2 separate regions of the Mus musculus genome follow, and region 2 is linked to region 1. A link is a contact called in ENCODE Hi-C or POLR2A ChIA-PET data. All regions are on one chromosome and are shown on one strand. Each heading gives the region's core, a stretch centred on a gene start or an enhancer-like site at or near the end of the contact. The rest is flanking DNA. Distances are from core to core; before and after follow the strand shown.

Region 1 (4,023 bases), core at 760-3,259:
CTTGCAAAACGAAAGACAGAAAACACGTGACTGAAAAGAACAAAGCAGAGTGCATGAATGTACTTGATCTCAAACCCTAACACAAAGCTCTAGTTATCAAAGCAGCACGGTAGTAGCCTAGAAGCCCAGAGACCACTGGAATACAAGAGTAAACTCACATTCTTACAGCCAACTGACTTTCAACAAAAGTGATGCTAACATACAACGAAGAAAGAACTCTCTTTAGTTGAGCAGAAGAAGAAGCAAAACTGGGGCTGGAGAGATGGCTCAGTGGTTAAGAGCACTGTCTGTTCTTCCTGAGGTCCTGAGTTCAATCCCCAGCCACCACGTGGTGGTTCGCAACCACCTGTAACGGGATCTGATGCCCTCTTCTGGGCAGTCCGAGCACTCATATACATAAAATAAATAAATCTTTAAAAGAAAAGAGTATAAAACTGAACACATCTTTCACCACTTTAAAAAAAAAAAACTGGCTCAAAAGTAAAGACTTATGATGTAAGACTAAGCTGCAGAGTATAAGGAAAACAGGCAAACCTTGACGGCGTTAGAATGAACAAGGACTGCCCGGAAGAAGACTTCGAAATGGTTGGAAACAAAAGAAAACAGAAGTCGTACTGAGGAGAGCGAAGTCAGCGCAGGGACAGCCTATGAAATGGGTACATGCACGAGACGCTATCCTGAGGTCCTGGTGACTACTGTGTGTCTGTGGTTACTATTCCTGAAGCAGCCACCACACTCAGATATGCTTTGTGCTGAACTGTCACCTCCGTTTAAAATGCAGCGTCATTGATGACTACCCTCCAGCTACTTCCTGCTCTAACACCAGCCGTCCACACCCTGTGAGTCTCTCTCTCTCTTTCTCTCTACAAACCCAAACTGCAGCTCACCTTGCTCAGAAATGATCTCTGTAACTCGGTGAGCAATGTCATCACTCTCACTTTGGCACCTCTGGTGATCTGCTTTGAGTAGCCAACCTGTAGCTAAACCAGGTCTGAACGATAATAAACCCTGAGTCCAGTGTTACCTAAAGAAAGTGCACCACAGGCCTGCACTATACCCATCACTACAGGCCGGGAGGGTGGTGGCCACGTGGCCTCCCAGGTACTCACTGGCCACTTCGTATCCAGACCCAATCATCTGGCCCGGTGCCCACCAAAGTCCTGAGGAGACGGTCCAGCAGCTTGCCAGCCCATCACTAGAATAGGAGGCAAACCTGACCCAAAGAGCTGCTCAAGAGGGCAAAGATGCAGGCTAGACAGACAGAGGGCTTGAGAATGGCGGAGGCCAAAGGCACGAGCCTCTTGACCTCTCACCTACCTTGTACTAGGAGGCAAGCAAGCTTGTCTCCCACCTTCCTGTGGTTTGAGTTGTGAGAACTGTACCCTGCCTGGCCTTGTCTGTGAGGAGACAGCTAACTGGATTATAGGGCTCCCCTTTCTCCTCACACATCTGTGCTAAATGGCCAAGGGATAAGGTGCTATATGGCCAAGGGTAGTCAGGAAATGGTAGGGGATTAAGGATCTAAGACAGACACATTCCCCACACCCACCCCTTCCCTGGTCACAGGCAAGCTTGCTATTCCCTAAAGCAGAGACATATTACCCACGTATGGCCCTGCCATACTGGTGGGAGGAGTCAGGTCAAAGGAGGGAAGCGCCTGCCATACCTGGGCTCACACAGGAAGGCTGTGCTTTCGCCATCCGCTCTCCACACCAGCCACTCTCTGAAGGACGGGTGGCAGAACATGCGGGTTTTGTCCCTCCTCTTAATGAGGAAGCAAGAGAGGGCCTCCATCCTCTGCTGGAAGTCCTCCCAGCCCTGCTCGCCTTGGATGTGGCCGGCGTTGATAGCCTGAAATATCTGCTCATCCGTCATGGGGTGGAGGGACGCAAGAGCCACGTTCAAAATGGGAAGGGCCCGGTCAAAGGCAGACTGGGTCATGAACTTCATGTTACACTGCAGCAGATAGAGCTCGGACAGAGACACAGGCACCACCTTGTAGCTGGCACTCTTTATGACCAGGTGGCCCCGCTGGAAGAGGTCCAGCGTGAGCTTGAGGTACAGGTAGGAACCGAGGCTCCGCAGCACCAGATGGCTGCTGACTTTGCTGATGAGGGCGGCGTCGGCCTTGCCATTCAGGGAGATGTTGCTGAGGATGTCCTGGCTGCTGTGGACCCTGTGCTGGACGTAGGCGTGCAGGTCACTGTGAATGTCCTTGTTGTCTGGAAAGTCGTCTAGGGAAAGCTTGACAAATGGCAGTGCACTGATGATTTCCTAGGGGGGGGGCGGGAAACAAAACCTCGCAGTGTTAGTCCGCAGAGTTTCCCCTTTCCCTTTAAAGCAGGCTCGCTCGTTCCCTTTCAAGGAGGATTTTCATGGATTACGGGGACTCGCTGTTTTGTATTAAAACATGTAACAGGATGAGGTACAGATAAAAAGCTTAAGTGAAAGAAATCCCGATGCGAGATAGGATCTCCCCCAAAGCCCCCCCTGAGGACTCTGAGCCAAGTGAGCAAGGGAAAGGGGCCCAAGGAGACAGCAGCAACCAGGCCACACCAACAAAGGGGCAGCGAGACCCTGCAGGTGACCCGATGCCCATAACCCCTGAGCAGCTGGTTCCAGAACAAGGGTAGACACAAACCGTCACTGCACATCTAAGAGCACAGCCAGACACTGAGACAAGAAGTGCCCTCTCTGCGCCAGACACCAGGGCTGTGTAACCCTACCAGGAAACAGGAGACTTCCCGTTCCCCCGGTGTCCCCGGACACCAGGCAGCAAAAATCACTGCCTGCTCCAGTACGGCATGTTCTCATCTTAAAAGAATTTTAAGCATTCTTTTTAAAACAAATTATTTTGTTTTGTCTGCATGTCTGTGTCCCAAATGCATGCCTGGTACCCACGACAAGGGTGTTGGATGCCAGGGAAGTAGAGTTACGGTGGTTGTGAGCCGCCATACGGGTGCTAGAAATTGAACCCAAGTACTACAAAAGAGCAGCCCATGTTCTTCATCACCAAGCCATCTCTCCAGCCCCAAGCAAACTGTTGGTTGACTCTGACTTGCACAGGGTCACGGACGTGAGGGTCATCCCAGATAAGGTCCTAACCCCAAGAAACAATTTAACTTCTCACTAACATTTCTGAAGCCCATGCCCTTGAAGGTAGTAATGGCAGGAAAACAAACGGTAGTGAGCAGCCGCTTCCATTTTGCACGGAAGCTAACCTTAGCACTACAGCAGAGGGATACAGGAACCAGTTCAAGTTTTAGCCCAGCTGCTAGGTTATGCTTAATGAGGGAAATACGACTGAAAATGGATGACCCAAAGGGTCATAAAAATAAGCGTGCCATTTAAATGTAAGGTTTAATCGCAAGTTTTGTTTTTTTTTTTTAAATTAGGTATTTTCTTCATTTACATTTCCAGTGCTATCCCAAAAGCCCCCTATACCCTCCCCTCCCCTCCCCACCCACTTCTTGGCCCTGGTGTTCCCCTGTACTGAGGCATATAAAGTTTGCACCACCAATGGGCCTCTCTTTCCACTGATGGCTGACTAGGCCATCTTCTGATACATATGCAGCTAGAGACACAAGCCGGGGGTGGGGTGGGGGGTGGGTAACTGGTTAGTTCATATTGTTGTTCCACCTATAGGGTTGCAGATCCCTTTAGCTCCTTGGGTACTTTCTCTAGCTCCTCCATTGGGATAATCACAAGTTTTAATAAGAAAAAAAAAATGAGCATGACCACCCAGTTCCATGAAATGAAACAAGTCATAGCTATAACAAGCTGTCCCCACACCTAGAAGCTCCAGTAGATTGCTTGGCCAGAAACCTCGGCCAGCGCACACCTCACTACAGTAAGCCAGGCTTACACACTGTCATTTCAGAAGGACAGGGACAGCTCAATGCTGCTAGGATGCTTAGCTGACACTGTGACCGTCCTTGTCCCTACGGGACTCTCTGGACTACTTTTTCAAAGTCTCGATATTGGTTTTCAATTCAGTAGCCAAACGGACTTTAACTCTAGGCC
Region 2 (4,023 bases), core at 756-3,255, 42 kb before region 1:
ACCTGGCGGTCTTGTCCATGATGCCCATAAATGGAGTGTTGCGGGGCCTGTGTTCGGCAGTGCCACCCTGCACCTGGGTTGTACCTTTGTCTCTGATCCGAGAGTCTGGTCCTTGGACCTTGAATCCGTCTGAAACGCTACTGCTTGAAGTCAAACTACTGGTGGAACTTGACATCTTTATGCTGCTCGATGGAGAGCCAGAGGAGCCTGAGCTAGAGAGGGAAGCCGGGTGCCGCACATCGCTACAGCTCACTGGTCCGCCCTGGTTTGGAGGAGCCATGTCCACGGCCACGGAGGCATGAGCCAGGAGCCTCTCGGCAGCTTTGACTTTGCTCGGTAGAGGATACGCAGTGCCGCTCTCACTGCGCTGCAGCTGGAGGCTCTGGCTGGCGCCCAGCCGATCCCCGAAGTGGCCACAACCAGTTCCTGCAGTGAAGGGACCGGTTCCCTCTAAATGCTGGTTTCTGCTCACGGCAGGGGCTGCAGATACTCTACCCGGCATCGGACTCGGGGGAGGGTTCTGAGAAGAAACTTGTATTTTTGTGCTACTGTTTCTCATGCTAGATTGCCCGGAACCCAGATGTTGGTTGGTCTTCACTATCTGTGCCTGTTTGGTAGGCTGCATAACCAAGCCTGACTGGGCTACAGTCTCTCTCAGGGACTTGCTGATTCCTGCCCTGCTCTGTGGGGATGCTGACCTGCCTTTGGACTGTAATCCCTCTTGAAGGTTGCGGATGTATGGGGAAGGGACAGACGGTGGTGGCTGGGATCTGGGAGTCGGGGAAATGGACTCTTCCTGTGAAGAGGTGTCTTCCTCTTCCGCCTCCTCAATGGGGAAGTGGTCCTTTAAACTAGAGGCTGGCGCATCCTCCTCATTATCCGAGTCATTGGCTGGAGCTGGTGGGGGACCCTGCTGCTTTTGCTGCTGGTTCCTCTGGAGTTGCTTGCACTCTTCTTCAACACGGGCCAGGAGCCTCTTGATTTCCTGATTGTTGGGACAGAGTTTCACAGCCTCTTGCAGGTCAGCCAGAGCTGCCAGGAACTGCCTTCATATGAAAGTATAAGATAAGATTAGAGGACACATCTGAGCAGGCTCTGGGTGCACTGTCCTTAAGCTAGCTGTCCTCAAAGGGAAAGGGGGGAGGTCCAGGGACTTGCTGGGTAAGTCCTGGTTGGCCCAGAGTTGCTGAGCCAACAGAACAGTGCTGTACTCTAACCCAGGGCTTGGTGACTCTGGGCCTCTGATCTATCTATAAAGACACCAGGGCAGAGGGTGCCAGAATCCTGTCCCTCTAAGCACTGGTTTCTGCTTGAGGCCCTCTCTGGCCCTCCTCATGTCCCTTTCTAACTCTTCTGCTCCTCTGTCACCCCTCTTTGTCTGTCTCATATGAGACAAGAGCTCAGAGGGTGTTCTGGTACGGTGGGCAAGATACCAGAATGTCAAGAAAATGAACGTTAGCCGCTAAAAGTAACGCCCATGGCCGTGCCTCTTGGAAGCCACTGGATTTTATTGAAAGGAAGGAGAAGTGTGTAATAACTCTGATGAAGGGAAACACCCTCAAACTCAACTAGCAGGTTTGACCTCCCAGAGAAATGCCCCAGTAGTCACGTGGGTGACCCCAGACAGTACCTGCTGTTCCTTTTTGCTCTCGCCCGGGCATAAAAGGCTTCGTAGGATTTGGGTTTCAATTCCAGAGCCTTTGAAGCAAATTCTTCTGCCAAACCAAAGTCCTGGTAGCAACAGTTGAAAAGTCAGAAGCAGCGCTGAGAGAAAGGGCTGTCTTCTAAGAGCGCTGCCCTAAGGGTAGCAGAGCATGGGGACCCTGCGGGGTCCTGGGGGCAGGGCAGGCACATTCCCTTACCCGACTCCCCCACACTTGTTTAAGATACATAATCAGAGCTTATGACTATCCTTAAGCACCCAGTTCAGAAGCAGCAATTATGGCTCAGGAGAAAGCAGCACAGCTGCACACAGAAGGCCCTGGGGCTAGGAGCAGGGCTGGGGTAGGGGTGGGGCTGGGAGCAGGCTGGGGGTGGGGCTAGGGCTACGAGTGGGGCTGGGGGCGGGGCTGGGGTAGGGGTGGGGCTGGGAGCAGGTTGGGGGTGGGGCTAGGGCTAGGAGTGGGGCTGGGAGGGGCTGGGAGCGGGCTAGGGGTGGGGCTAAGGGTAGGGGTGGAGCTGGGGGTGGGACAGGGAGTGGGGCGAAGTTCAAAACATCAGTAGGAAGAACTACAAAATGTCTACTACTAACAAAGTACAAGTTGACCACTACTGGTTGTAAACTGGGAGTATTTACTAAGCAAACCCAAGGACCACAAGACAGGTCAACTGTGTGGACACTTGTCTTGGACTTTTCTTGAATGTGGAAAGGAAGCGTCCTCGACTGTTGAAAACCCTGGCAGACCCAGCTGGCGGGGACCGGACACAGCTGGCCTTTGCTGCTTTTGCTGAAGCAAAGGAAACGCAACCTAAGCACATTCTATCAACCCGAGTGCTTTCCATCAGCATCTGGTGAGGTGGACAGTGGCTGTGACCTATGAGAGGTCCCTGAGAGCAGCAGCCCCCACAGCACCTCAGTCAGTCGCCAGACTGGGTCGAGGGCCTGGCCCTCACCTACTGCCAAAGAACTGGGACAGACAACAGCTCCCAGCTTACGTTTGTTTTCCTTCGGCATCGCGACAGATTGAGATAGAGGGAGACTCTCAGTTCATTGAACGGCCTCATGTCTTCTCCGAGTCCTTCCCGAGGGAACTTCCGCAAGGCATACTGGTACCTCTGGGCTGCCTCCTTCATCTTCCCTTTCTACGAATCAAAAATCACACAAAGTTATTCTTTCCCAGGGGGCTCTAAGATGAACCACCATTCTGAAGGCCATCCCTGTAAAAATCTTCACAGTGCATGAAAAGGACCCGGATGGCTAGGTGTCTTTTTAGTAGGACCCAGGCCACTGAGCAGTCTGAACGATCTCAGACTACATCGCCCTCACAGGTTGTCACACAGCAAGGAAAAAGATGGCTCAGCAAGAAGGTATTTGCGAACTGCAAAAAAAAATCACTAAGTCTCCACCTTCTGCATCCAGTTATCTTATCACATCTAATTTCACTGTTATTTCAAGAACCATGTTTCTCTGAAATACATTTTAATTTCAAGTATAATAGACACTGGATTGAAAAAAAAATGTTGTAGTTTCTAAGGCAGCCAGAACCTCATGGATAAACCTGCAGCTTGACGTAGAATAGTAATTTTTCTTTTAGAAGCACCGAAGAATTGGCTTTACAAATGAGAGCCACACACAGCACACCACTCTCAAGGCCAAAGGAATCCATTTGCTCTGTCAGCCTCCTTGCACAGCAGGAACTGCTGCCTGCTGGAAACGGCTTAATATTTCTGACATAATTACCTAGCAGAATCCATATTAAAACCACTTCAAAGCCACAACAGAATACACCCTGAACTCAATTTCCAACCGACTTCAAGCCAGGAACCCTGCTGGGTCATGCTATATGCCTAGTTATTTGTTACTATGAAAAAAAAAACCAACAACAAAAAAGAAACAAGAGCATAGCAAATAAATCTCCCCAGGAGTGAAAAGGATTAAAGCAGTCATAAGCTTGGGTCCCTCCCCCATACTCTTAATTCTACCTAATTACAGGTTCTTGAAAGAATAGTCATCTATGCAAATGACCTACCCAGCTACCTAACCCAGGTGTGGCCACCCACCACTCACAGGCGTGTATTTACAGTTTTCCTGGGGCACAGCCACACTCCCTTGCCTGTGCATCTATAACCCATGACTACCTCTGAACCAGCAGTGAGCAGGCTAGCCTGCACATACCTCAGAGCCTGAAGCACACACTACCCACCATGGAGATAAACTGGCAGCTCTTTGGAGAAAATTTAAAGTCAAATGTATGAAGTTGTGGGTCTTATTTCCATTTTGGGGGGACCGTGGAAGAACTGGAAAAAATGAACTATCTCTTGAGTGAGAATTTATTACTTGTCTATATTAAGTAAAAAATATCA

The links. Hi-C counts contacts between places; a loop is a spot of excess contacts on that map. ChIA-PET counts read pairs that join two places held with the same protein, here RNA polymerase II (POLR2A).
Region 2: a map of heart shows a loop between it and region 1 (2.0-fold over the local background). The contact joins two enhancer-like sites. A Hi-C loop is called at or near these places in 2 of 37 maps with a recorded cell type or tissue (both heart). POLR2A ChIA-PET finds 5 or more read pairs at or near these places in 1 of 5 experiments (embryonic stem cell).

The regions. Positions count from the first base shown.
Region 1 is chr2:59,797,822-59,801,844 of GRCm38, reverse strand. Tanc1 (tetratricopeptide repeat, ankyrin repeat and coiled-coil containing 1) reads right to left here. Exons shown (of 27, transcript NM_198294.3): 14 at 1,667-2,274. Among named protein-coding and RNA genes, the nearest start is that of Wdsub1, 83 kb to the left of the region's middle. Within about 2 kb of position 2,009, at least 1 of the 3 ENCODE cell types and tissues checked has a DNase peak (open chromatin) inside an H3K27ac peak, as active enhancers do; it is heart, where a contact is called at or near this core.
Region 2 is chr2:59,839,718-59,843,740 of GRCm38, reverse strand. It overlaps Tanc1 (tetratricopeptide repeat, ankyrin repeat and coiled-coil containing 1), which reads right to left. Exons shown (of 27, transcript NM_198294.3): 25 at 2,656-2,802; 26 at 1,631-1,731; 27 at 1-1,046. Among named protein-coding and RNA genes, the nearest start is that of Wdsub1, 41 kb to the left of the region's middle. Within about 2 kb of position 2,005, at least 1 of the 3 ENCODE cell types and tissues checked has a DNase peak (open chromatin) inside an H3K27ac peak, as active enhancers do; it is heart, where a contact is called at or near this core.